2 separate regions of the Homo sapiens genome follow, and region 2 is linked to region 1. Evidence: chromatin contacts called from ENCODE Hi-C or POLR2A ChIA-PET data. All regions are on one chromosome and are shown on one strand. Each heading gives the region's core, a stretch centred on a gene start or an enhancer-like site at or near the end of the contact. The rest is flanking DNA. Distances are from core to core; before and after follow the strand shown. Region 1 holds the start of EPC2 (enhancer of polycomb 2). Region 2 holds the start of CYTIP (cytohesin 1 interacting protein).

What was found. Hi-C counts contacts between places; a loop is a spot of excess contacts on that map. ChIA-PET counts read pairs that join two places held with the same protein, here RNA polymerase II (POLR2A). Pooled maps may share reads with other maps.
Region 2: a loop to region 1 is called in a pooled map, with 6 times the contacts of the local background. The contact joins the promoter of CYTIP here to the promoter of EPC2 in region 1. A Hi-C loop is called at or near these places in 1 of 37 single-sample maps with no recorded cell type and 3 of 50 pooled maps. POLR2A ChIA-PET finds 5 or more read pairs at or near these places in 1 of 52 experiments (B cell).

The regions. Positions count from the first base shown.
Region 1 is chr2:148,640,126-148,646,173 of GRCh38, reverse strand. It overlaps EPC2 (enhancer of polycomb 2), which reads right to left and starts at 1,423. Exons shown (of 14, transcript NM_015630.4): 1 at 1,004-1,423. The coding sequence starts at 1,156. RefSeq lists enhancers at 100-249, 846-1,350 and silencers at 340-429, 1,190-1,769.
Region 2 is chr2:157,440,750-157,447,345 of GRCh38, reverse strand. CYTIP (cytohesin 1 interacting protein) reads left to right here and starts at 3,257. Exons shown (of 8, transcript NM_004288.5): 1 at 3,257-3,499. The coding sequence starts at 3,326. RefSeq lists enhancers at 3,407-3,456, 3,497-3,596, 5,855-5,954, 6,025-6,104.

The sequences.
Region 1 (6,048 bases), core at 174-2,673:
TTGACAATAAGGCGGGACTGTAGGTTCATTGAAGAAATTCTTGAGGGTGCAGTTACTATGAACTTCGCACGCAAGTAACACCACTCGAGTCATAAACACTCTCTGTCAAGCCAGATGAAATCCAACCGTCTGCAAAATTTAACCCATCGGAGGAAAAGCAGCAATTTTCCCAAAAGGTGCTGTATTATCAAAATTACAACTGCCAATTTAGATGCACTAGGTCCTCAACTTCTAAGGACCACCTCGCAATGACAATTCTCGAGGACAACGCAACGCCGGCGGCTCGCTTCCGGGCATCCCCGGCTCCTCTCTAACGTTGCGCACGGAGCACGGCCGTCCAGGCGGAGCAGGCAGAGCCCGTCCGCCCCGCGCCCGGCTCGGGTCGGCAGAACTGGCCGGCGGGCGGCCCTCGGACGCTACGACCCGCTCGGTAGTCGTGGCCCCCGCCCTCCCCCGCCGCAGTGCTGCACCGCCTCATCCCGCTGCACCTTCGCGGGCGGGGGAGCCAGGATGATTACATTGCTGGGAGGAAGATGTTTGTTTTGAAAGCACCCTTCCACAGTCATTTCAAAGAGAACTCAATACAAAGCCAAAGTTAAAAGTGGAAAAAATAATAATCTTGCCTAGCCAAATAATACCACGCCATTAATTAGCCCCGCGCCTGAGAGAGGGAGGTGGAAAGGTAAACAGAGACCGTACGCCAAGAGCGGCCAGCGCATCCCCTGCGCCATTCCCGGCCGCCGCTTACGGCAAGGCCCCCTTACGGCAGCGTAAGCAGCGCTGCGAGCTAATCACAACACTGGGACGCAACAACATGGCGGCCGCGGGCGGGCGCTACGCCGGCCGAGAGGGTTTACGCTACTCCGCCGGCGTAGAGTCCCGTGCGTTAGAGCGGCAGCGGCGCCCTCCAGCGAGCGTAAAGCGCTCTGTGAATGGCGAGGCCCGACTGACAAAGGGGAGGGGGGAGGAGGGAAGGGGGGGTAATAAACACTCGAGTCCCTACCGATTCCTCCTCCTTCTCCATCCCGGTGGGCATCTGGGGCACGGCCCGGTTGATGGAGACGCAGTCGTTGAGATCAGGCATGTCCTTGCCGCGGTAGATAGGCAGCGGCTTGGCGGCGTCCAGCGCCCGCGCTCGGAAGGAGAGTTTACTCATTGTCTCCCCGCCTTACAGGAACAGCCCGGGCGGCGGCGGCGGGGCGGGCGGGGAGGGGGGGAGGACTCCCGCCGCCTCCTCCACCTCCTTCCTCAGTGCAGCGCGGCCGGCCCGCTCCTCCTCCTCCTCACTGCCCCCGGCCACAGCATGGGCGCCCACCCCGCCCGAAAACAGCCCCCCGCGCCCGCGGCCGCCTCCACACACTAGATCCGCCGCTCGCCCGCCCGATCCGCTCCCTGCGCCATGGCCAACATGGCGGACATTACCACAGCGGCGGCGAGCGATCCCGGCAGCCCGCGCGAGAGCGCGCCCCCGTCGCGGGAACGCGCCTCGCCCTCTCCCTCCCTCCCTCCTTCCTCTCCCTTCCCCTCCCTCGCCTGCCCACCCACTCTCTCCGCGGCGCTGCCGGCCCGCGGGAGCGTGCTCGGTCTCGGTCCGCTCCGGGGAGAGGGGGCGGGGGCGGCGCCCCTCCGCTCGCTGGCCGGTGCTTTCGCTGTGTGGCAGGTGCCAGGTGCGCAAGTTCGCCCGCGCCCGGGAGCGTGCGCCTCTCCCGCCGCCGCCCGGTCACCCCTCTCGCTGGGTGTCCCGGAGGAAGGCGCCGGGCAAAGACGGCTGCGCCGAGCAGCGCGTGTGTGCAGAAGTCCGGGAGCGGGAAGGGAAAATGTCGACCCGGACCCCACCAGCCATCACCCAAGCCTGTACTTGGACAGCGCTATCCCCAAGGCGCCCTGTGCGCAAGCTAATTCGCATCCTCCGAGGCGCACATCCCCGAGAGGTGCAAGAGGTCTCTCCCATCAGTCCCATCAGTCCGTTCGGAGGACTGGACCGCGCTGCTGGTGCCAGCCCTCTTCTACGCCCTCCCCTCCGTACCTGTCCGAAAGAGCTCTCCAAGGTGCAGCAGCGCGTTCATCCTCGCTTTGCAGTGAGGGTTCATGGTTTGAGGCTGCCAGATGCAACAAGTGAACTTAGGTTCCCTGTCACCCAAACTTCGGTACAGCTGTTTAGTGGATGGTAGGTATTTTTCTGAGTTCAAAAATAGTAGCTTTCCTAAAAGTTCAGCTTCTAAAAATTTAGCCAAGGCAGCACACATTTGCGAAGTAGCAGATGTGTGTCAAATGTGGGGTGCTGTGGAAGACTCGAAGAAATCTGAGAAAAGGTTCCTGCCTCAGAGAGCTTTCACCTTAATGGGATGCCAGGATGGCTGGAAAGATGAGTAACAGAGACGTAAATAGTTGAAGAAAATGACAGCTGGAAAGATAAGTGACAACCGAAAAAAAAGTGTAAATATTTTAAGAAAACAATACAAGAGATGACACAGGCAGTAAGTAGCACATGATTAATTACCAAACGAGATCTAGGCAATAATTGTGAGAGTTCAGAGAAAGGAAAGGAGGCATGACTGCAGCCTAAACTGGTTAGAGAAAGTTCTCAAGAGGAGGGAAAATCAAGGTGACTCAAATAAGTACTAGCTATTGTTGACATCAACCTGGTTTAGCCAAGAGGCTCTTGGTTAGTCTTTAAGCATTACACATTTCTCACAAAACCGTACAAAGAGAGTTTTTAACACATTTTACCATTTTCTAATAATCGATCATACTCTAACTCAGAGAAAGTCAGATGATTTCCTAAAGACCAACAGTGAAAAAATTGATTCCTACTGTCATTTCTATGTGACAATAAAACTATATCTCTTCCTCTATTACGTCCTTCTTCCCCTCCTCCACTTCCTCCCCTCCCCCTTTTTCCTCCTGTTCCTCTTCCCCTTTTCTCTCTGCAGTCTCCTCCTTTGAAGGCAGAATGGTGGATATAGTCTTCATGGTAGTGTCCAAATAGTCTAACCAGTCTGTCGCAGCAAAACTCCGAGTATTGTTTAGTGGGGCTTGAGTGTTTTTCATCCACTTTGTTGTTGGAAGCAATGGAGTTGCTGTGACTCATTTCTTGTAAGCAGTACCTTCCTCAAGCTTATGGGCATGTCCTGCTCTCTAAGTGCTACCCCTGGAACAGTTCCAATCCTCTGGAAGCAAGAACAAGAAGTTCTTGGGAGGGGGTCAGCACTGGGTTCAAGCCTGAAAGGGAAGAAAAAAGCAATAGTTGAAGAAATGAGTCATCCAGAGCTTTCATCTGGATGCCCAGCCCTCCTCAGGTTCAGAAAGGATAGCTTTCTTCTAGTCCCTATGTTTAGTTTTACTGTTTCTCTCAGAAAAGGAAATATCAAGTATGTGTAATATACCATCCATTGTAGTAACATGTTATATATATTATCTCAACTAGTTGAATTCCACTTAATTCTTATTATAATTTTATGAAAAAATATAATTTTACCAATAAGAAAACTGAGCATCAGATAATTTGCCAAATTTCAATTCCAACAACTTGCAGAACTGGGCTCAAATTCAGGTCTGACCTGACTCCAAAACTCTGGTTTTCTCAGTGGTGCTACCCTGCTATCCAAGCTCTTCAGCTTATTGACCAGTCAGCATTCTAAAGCTGCTAATTCAAAATTAGTTACTAAGACCTTCCAACCAACGGCCAAGGGAGCGCATAAGCCAGAGCCTAAAGTTGCAGTAGACCAAGGAGGGCAGGAACAACATCTGTCTGTCAATCACTGTATCCCCAGTTCCATGCCTCACATATGGCAGGCATCTAAAGTATATTTGTTGACTGATATTCCATGAAGAAATTCACTGATACTGACCCCATGCCACTCTAGTTTATAGTTCACATACCTCACTGGCCTGTCACCTGACCTAGCTATTGCTGCCAATATTTGTTCTTACTGTGGCCTACCCTGTTGTCCAGCTTTGTACCTTTGTGCATAGAGATTTTAGAACCAATTAATGTTATTCAAAAACACCTTTTTGAAACCTGGAATTTATAGGAAGGGATTTTTGCTGTTGTGGTTGTTTCTTTGTTGTTCTTTTACTTTGACCATGTAAAAGATTTCTTCCCCAAATCTCCATTTTCTTCTCACCCTGTAGGCAATGATTATAGAGCTGGGAATAAAACCATTTAAGGCAAATAACACAATATACTTTTCAACGGAGACACAGCCTGTGTTTTCTTGGCTTCCAATTCAGTGCCCAAACCGGAATGCCACTGTTCACTTTTGGAAAGTAACTTTTATTTGTATATAAATATTACTTTTCATAAAGTTTATTTCTGATTGATTTGTTGAATACTCATATAATTGTTAGTGCTAAAAGCAAAAAATATCTTCTTATAAAATAAAAAATTCTCTCATGAAATATTTTTATCAAGACCTGCCTCAAATGGGTGTGCAGCCTAATAGCCTATTTTAATTTCCACATACAATGCGCTAAGTATAGTCATTCTAAAATCAGTCCACTTCAGATATGCTCTAGACCAATTCCAAATGACATGCATTTAGCCCAGCAAGCATAATATATAAGCACCCAAGAATTAAAACCAGTTTAAAGCCATATCAAAATAAAATCACTGTCTAAATGTAGTCTAAATTAGAATAAATGTCAAATAACTGTTAGAATTAGGATTACATTCCAGTGTCCATCTCCCAGTACTATAATCAAGGCAGGCAGCTTCCAAATAATGGACAAATTACTTTTTGAAAGGAATCTTAAAACTAGTAAACACAGTTGCTATTCAACTATTTCAGAGTTTTGCAAATGTCACGTTCTTTCTAATTGGCTCCTGGTTTCAGCAAAACCATTTGAAAGTTAATTGGGTTAGTATGTGAACTGCATCTCCACCCCTCCCCCTTATGTTCCCAGGAATGAGCCTAGTACTAATAAAGCTTCGTTGTTTTCCATATGTAATCTGAATGTGGGGTCTGCATTCATTACAATCAACTGGAATCAGTTCTGTGGTTCCAGTGCCCTTTTCTGAGGCAGCTCTGCATCTTTGAGACATAGGGACAGAGACTACACTGAGAGGTGACCTGCCAAACATCTACTTCTACCTCTGCATTTGCCACCGTGGGAATAGCAGATGGTAAATAAAAATTTGTGACTGTGGCTCAGTTTCTTAGCAGCATCGCTCCTCTCAGACCTGGTTGGAATCACAGGGTGCCACCTTGTGTATAAGCTGACGATTTACTTCCCAGCTCCACAAAGGATCCAAATAGACTCCAAAATAATCAGCCTGAAAGCTCTGCATTTTGGTAACTAAAAAAAAAAGAAACAGATTTGAAAACACACAGCTCCAGAGGGTCCACAACACCCAATTTTGAATTGCACTGACAGCCTGTCTCATTTGTTGCCCCACCCGGACCGTAAAACACAACCAGTGCTCCACATTTGGAATAGATTGACGCTGCTCACTCAGGCTTTTGGATGGGGATAAGAGAAATAAGTAAAGCTCTTGTGATGAAGCTAACAAATCTGACTTGGACAGTTATGTGTGTCCAAACAGCAAGCAAGCTATGTAGATGTAATTTCAGGATTTTTTTTTTCTTTCTTTTTTTTTTTTTTTTTTTTGAGATGGAGTCTCTGTCACCCAGGCTGGAGTGCAGTGGTGCAATCTTGGCTCACTGCAACCTCTGCTTCCTGGGTTCAAGCAATTCTCCTGCCTCAGCCTCCTGAGTAGCTGAGATTACAGGCACATGCCACCACGCCTGGCTAATTTTTGTATTTTTAGTAGAGACAGGGTTTTGCCATGTTGGTCAGGCTGGTCTTGAACTCCTGACCTCATGATCTGCCTGCCTCAGCCTCCCAAAGTGCTGGGATTACAGGAGTGAGCCACCGTACCTGGCCTGGACTTTGGATTTTTGAGAGGCACTAGGTTCCATTGAGCTGATGAATATGAGCCTACTTGTTTTAATAAAATAAGTAAAATAATTATTTTTAAAAATAAGTACTTATTTTAATAAAATTGGATGATAGTGAGGTTTTAAAAATGACCGAGTTTGGAACAGA
Region 2 (6,596 bases), core at 2,008-4,507, 8.8 Mb before region 1:
GAGGTGCTGGCAGATTCAGTTCCTGGTGAGGGATCTCTTCCTGGCTTGCAGGAGGCTGCCTTCTTGCTGTGTCCTCATATGGTGGAGAGAGAGTCCTCTGCCACCTCTTCCTATGAGGGCACTAATCTTATCAGATCTGAGCCTTACCCTTATGACTTCGTTTAACCTTAAATGATTCATTAACCTCCTTATAGGCCCTATCTCTAAATACAGACACATTGAAGCTCAGGGCTTTAATGTATGAATTTTGGGGGGATACAACTCAGTCCATAGTCTTTAAAGCAGCAGAGCTAGGACTTGAATCTAAGTAGTGTGACACTGGAACCCTGTTGTCAACCCTCTTACAGCTGCCTAAGATTTTCATGGATGATTGTAAGGTTGGCTCAGTTTGTCTTGCAAACCTTTCCACCTTTCTTTCTCTGTTCCGTGCTTTAGGTATATTCCTCTCACCTGACTCTACCAAATCTCCATGTTGTAGGCCCTCAGTGTTCATCTCATTTGTACTAAAGATTAATTCCTTCCAAGGGTATTTGCATATTTATGAACAAAATGTTCCAAATAAGAGCTTTGCCCCACATAACAAATATTAGCTTTTAGAGCATAAAGGCAGATGAGACGTATTTTTAAGAGACTCTGTCCTCATCTCTCAGATCACCCCTTAGTGAAAATTGTAGCACTTTGGAATATGGGCTTGTAGTACATACATTTCCTACCAAATTAATTTTTTTCCTTATTAATACCACAGAACACTATTGTTTAATCATTTTGTTTAATATCTACCTTTCTCTTTTTATTAACATTTATTGAACAATTTTTGTATGTAGGACATAAAGTATACATTTAAAGATAAAAGATGTTCCTTGCTTTCAAGGAAATTGGACATTAGCAGAGAAACAGATTTGTATACAATTAACTATTGCCCTAACTAGAATATATTAAGTCTCAAAAGAAGAATCTAAAAAAATGATATGACATTTCAGAGAATGAAATCAGATAATATAAAATAATTTTTATTTTATTTTATTTTTTTGTGAACAGTGAGATACTCCTGAAATCTTTTGAGTACCTAGGTAGCTTGATCCAATTCATTTCCAGAATCACCTCTCTAAAATAAATGGGAGGCTGAAGGGGAAGAGAGTCTGGTCTATTATAATTTTCCTAAGGTAAATCCTAAAAGAAAAGAGATGTTCTAAACAGTAGAACACCTTTGTAAGTCAAGGATTTGTTGTTTGGAAGTCACATTCCCCTTAAAAGATTACTGTTTCTCCACCCTTTATCACAAGGGACACTTTTGATCATGATATTAGTGACTGGCATGACACAGGCACTGACAGAACAGGGAAATGACCAATAAAAATAGACTAGGTCAAAAATTTGTAATTAACAGGTGTGACCACATTGATATGGGCTGGCTGGATGTCAGAGGTACTTTTGACCCTTGTTTTGTATCCAGGTATCCCATTATTTGAAAAATTTTACTTAACACATTTCATGAGTTAAGTAATAAGTATTTTCCAGTTTCTTAATTGAATGATGATCTATGATTTACATCAGCTTAAGGTCAGTATTACAATGAATTGGTACAATTTTAGTAGTCATTTATAAAAATGGGTGAGTCAGTTGGCCTGAGTGGGTGGCCTTATATTAAGCAAATGTATAATTTCCATTTGGCATTTTAAAATATTAAGAATAAAAATTAAAAATATTTACCTAACTTTATCAGATTCCTAGGGTACAGTGGACTGCTGTCATCCATTAATAGTGATGATTTAATTTATGTGCCTCTTAGCCTGAAAATGTTTTTAAAATCAATCTCTCTCTCTGTCTTCCTAATACACACACACACACACACACACACACACACACACCCCACATATACCTGTATACATATCTGTACATATCTATAAATATAGATTTTACGTGAATATCTTTATAATTGATGTATTCTTTAGTTGCCAAGGTATTTACCACTCCCTTTTGCCTTACACATTTATGTTACTTACCTGGCTTCTGAAAACGTATGTGTTTTTAATTCCTGATTTAGACCGTTATATGTTTGTGGTGATATCACTTTGTCCATGTCAAAATTCAATTCCAGTATAATGAGTCATGCTGTGATAGAGTTTTTAAAATCTATAATTGGCTTCAACTTTTGAAGCACTATTAATTCAGATTTTACTATTTATATTTGGCAATTTCTACTTGAGTTGAATTCATCTTCACTTCCAGTACACACACATTTCATTTTAGTTCAAAGATTTGCTAACTCTTTCAAATGCTAGTATTGATCTTCAGAGATTTTAAAAAGCACATTTGACTTTTTGTGCCATATAAAACTTCTCTTTTTGACTTTTGTTTCGATTCTTCCTTTTACTTGCCTCCCCTACTCCTCCACTGAAACCAGTTCTCTCAAAACTACCTGCCCCCAACCTCAGCCAAAGGAAAAAAAAAAAAAGCATCTGTGATCTTGAGTACTTGGTGATGGTGCCCTTGACCCATATGCACATGCAGGGACCAACAGGCAATGTTCTTGGTGCCACCTTGGTTTGCCTGTTACCTTCCTGCCCACTCCTTTCCTCCCCTGGGACCACTTGCTGATGCTGCCGCAAAGTCTCGTCTAAGAAATGGCAACATTGTGCCCTAAATGTGCTGGCTTTCCCTTCCCATTGTACTTTGTAAAGATCATGGGTAATTTTTGTAAGGACAAAGTAGTAAAAGGACAACCAGAAGAATGCTGAATGGTTACAACCTCAGTGGCAGATATAATGTCTTTTTGATGAACATTAATGATCTAGGGTATACTTCAGGGAAAGTACAGTATTACAAGGACTTCGAGAGAGAACATTATGACCGGCACCTGTAATTCTTGCCCATATTCACAAGAACTGAATGTCCTCGTGTGCTGACTTCTGCATTGCATTGCTAATGTTAAGTAAGAGAATGGATGGGAAACAAATGGTAGCACTTGGGGACATTTTTCTTTCTTCTCTAAAGAAAAAAATGGCAAATGGTGGTGTGAATGCAACTTGCCACAGAACATAAAAGCGTAAGAATTCTGGCTGTTTGAGGTGAAAAAATAAGTTGATTTTTCTTTAAATTGTAAAAATTAGCTCCAGGTTCTCTCAGGAGCTTAAAGAAAAAAAGCTTTGAGAAATGGGAGTGAATAGCAAGATAGGGTTTGTGTAACAAGTTCCTCAAACCACAGAGGTCACATGGGCTCTTTCTGCTTTGCTACTTTTGATTACTTGTCACAGTTGTACTTTTAGCTTCCCCCATCCTGCAAGGCCACTCAACCATGTGCTAGCTGGAGTGATCTTTATTCACAATGTCTTTACAAAGGCTCCTGCAACACAGCAGCAATGGCAATTTGGCGGACTTCTGCGCTGGGCCAGCGTATAGCTCTTACTCCACACTCACCGGCAGCCTTACGATGGACGATAATAGAAGGATTCAAATGCTAGCAGACACGGTGGCTACTCTGCCTCGGGGACGAAAGCAGGTATGATTGCTATTTTGTACCCTTTAGAGTGTTCACATTCTCTTGAGGGCAGAGTGATATGTTTGTCTGACTTCATACTAATGGTGATATTTTAGAGGCTTTGGAATTACTGGCTGATTATTATGGGTGAAGGAGGTGAGATGCTCAGGGAGCTAGGTGAACCAGTCCAAAGATTTGAGACCACAATCAAACTTTTTTTTCAAGGCAAAAATTAAGATTGTTTTTCTTATTTGAAGAAGTGCTCAGGTAAAATAAACATCATTAAGCATAAAAAACTTGAAGATGGTTTATATAGATACAACCAGTATGAGAATTAATTCTCTTTTCCCCATTGTGTCTCCACTGATTCTTTCCCTTCCATCCTTACTTGCAGTCCTTGATGGTCATTTCAGTTCATAATCAAATAAGAAATACTTTTTCTGAGGACAAATTTTGTTGACTAATTATCTTCAGCTCTGGGTTGCTGGCACATACCTCAGGCTATTGGAAAGTAAGATTTTTTTTTTTTGGATAGATGAGTGCCAGATTGAATATCAGCTCACCACTTAGTGTCTGTGGGATCTTGAGCAAGCCACTTGCCTCTCTAAGCTTCAGTTTTGTTTTTTCTAAAATGGAGTTAATAATAGAACCACCCTTATTGGGTTCTTATGTTGGTTAAATAAGGAACTGTGCAGTGCCTAACACAGTGACTGGCATTCAGTGTGTGTTTATTAAATGCTAGATTATGCCATTTTAATATTTTTATTGCAAAGTTTGTCTCTAGGGATGAAAACTCATTTGGAAAAATCTATGTCTAACTGAATTTATTTTGATTTTTTCGTTCTTCAATTTCTAACATGTAAAAATTTTTTTTTAACCATAATACCTCTTCAGGATTTTTTTTAAACAACTTGCTCTAAATCCCCAGGTACATATTTGAATTTCGATGTAGCATTTCTACAGAAAATATTTAGAATTGCCCTAGAGCAAGAATTTTTGCGCTTAAGTCTTGCATGTACAATCATGTGCTTCTCGTAAGCCTTCTAAATTCAGGATTAGAGAGGTATGGCATAGTGGGAGAGACATGATCTTTTTTCAGTGATGTATAATAGCTGATTCCTTGGTATTTTTCGGAGTGAAGATAAGGGCACAATTTTCCATGATTTGGATTATTGATTGTTCTCAATCTAAAGTGCTTTTATGATACAAAGTTTAATGTAATGATGAACATTTTATCAATCTACAACCTGTCTGAAGATAAAGCAACATGAGAAATGCTGACATCTTTTTTCAGTTTTCAGATATAAAGCAGTCAGATTTTCTTTATATTTGCCATGACACTATCACACCAACTATGGTTCACTTGATTAGGCTATGATTTTTTTTTTTTTTTTTGCTGGAGACTGTGGGTACTTTTTCAATCAGGGTGGGAACTTTCCACCCTCTATGTCCTCCATACCTGCAACCTTACTCATTTGATCTACTCTCTAGCCCATGCAATTCAATGCAACAGATGGTTTCTGAGCACCTACAAGGAGACAGACATCATGCTAAGTGTAGGAGGTAAAAAGACGAGAAGGGAATGTTTCCTACCCATATACTGTTTACAATTCAGTAAGCAGAAAGAATGGGTTTTCTGCAAAGTAAAACAACATGAATACTCTCATCGAAGTGAAACATCTGTAAATATAGCCTTGGAAATAGATATTCGAGATATTGAAGGGTATTCCAGATATTGAAGGGTATTCCAGAGCAAGGGAGAAATTGAAGCTGAGGCATAGATCCTGGTGCCTGGAGGACTTTTTTGTGTAACAACACAATATTAAGTGTGTCAGGAGAACCTGGTTAGTGTGTAGGAGGTGAGAGGAGATCTCAGCGCTGGGCTGCTTTACAGAACACTTGGACAACTTCCCCTGAAAAAGCCGGCACGAGGGCCACTGAACGTGTTTGAGAAGTAGAGGATTTCAGGAACCTTATTGTAGAAATGTAGTGGATTAGTGAGTAGAGACTAGTGGTGAGGGAGGAACTTTTGCAGTAGTTGGAGAAAGAGGAAATGGGGGAACAGAAAGGAGACTGAAAGGCTTTAATATGAAAGGGACTGAAGACGGAGGAGTCACATCTGGTTTTAAGCCAGAGTGAAGATAGCGTGAACTGAAAGAAGGCAATCAGTAGGAGAGGCTGATTATCAGAGGAGGATAAAGAGAGGGATTTTGGCATATGAAATACACGTGTGTGTGTGTGTGTGTGTGTGTGTGTGTGTGTGTATGTGCATATATACATGTACACATATGCACACAGGCACACACACATCCCCATACTAATTAATTTATGCAGATGTTCTCATCTTTTCTAGGTCTTCTCATTCCCCTTCTCTCAAATTCTTTCATGTGGTAGACTTTCCATATTCAAACAGCTTTTTCTTACTGTTGTGAGAATTGCTTTAAAAAATAGCAAAACAAAACTTCTTGTACATGATAGTTCTGATTCCGTACAATTATCATCAATGAGACTTGATGCAAGTTTATCCCAACATTTCACAATCTTCCAAATGGATGTTCATTTCCTTTAACTGGTTTTTAGAGAATAATCACCCATTTGGCACTGACTAAATTGCAGGCAACAAGATCCTTGTGAGGCAATCACATGAGCAGGTGTTTCTCTGCCTACTGTTATTTTCAACACTTTCAGGGCTGACGTCAACAGCTCATACTTCTTGTTGTTGTTGGCTTTGGTTTCTGCAAAGCTATATCTGGTTAGCTTGTAGTTTCAAATTATTAGTCTTCAGAATCAATTGGGTGTTTACATTCAGAATTATTTAAAGATAGATTTCTCTGTGTGCATATTATCTCACTACCTGTACTGATAGGAAGTGTCAGACACCCCAGTATGGCTTCTACTTGTGAACACAGTTTTAGGACAAAAAAAAAAAATCTTTGCAATGGAAAGCTCGGTAGGAAGGAGACAGGAGGAATTAAGGACAGTCTCTATCAATGATGTCAAAGAAGTAGTGATTGTCTTACCACCCACTCTCATAAATGTAGTACGTTGCTTTTGGAAAGCAGTTTTTACAGAATGCTATAGTGAGAACCAGGGACCTGACAAACAAGTCCACAAACTT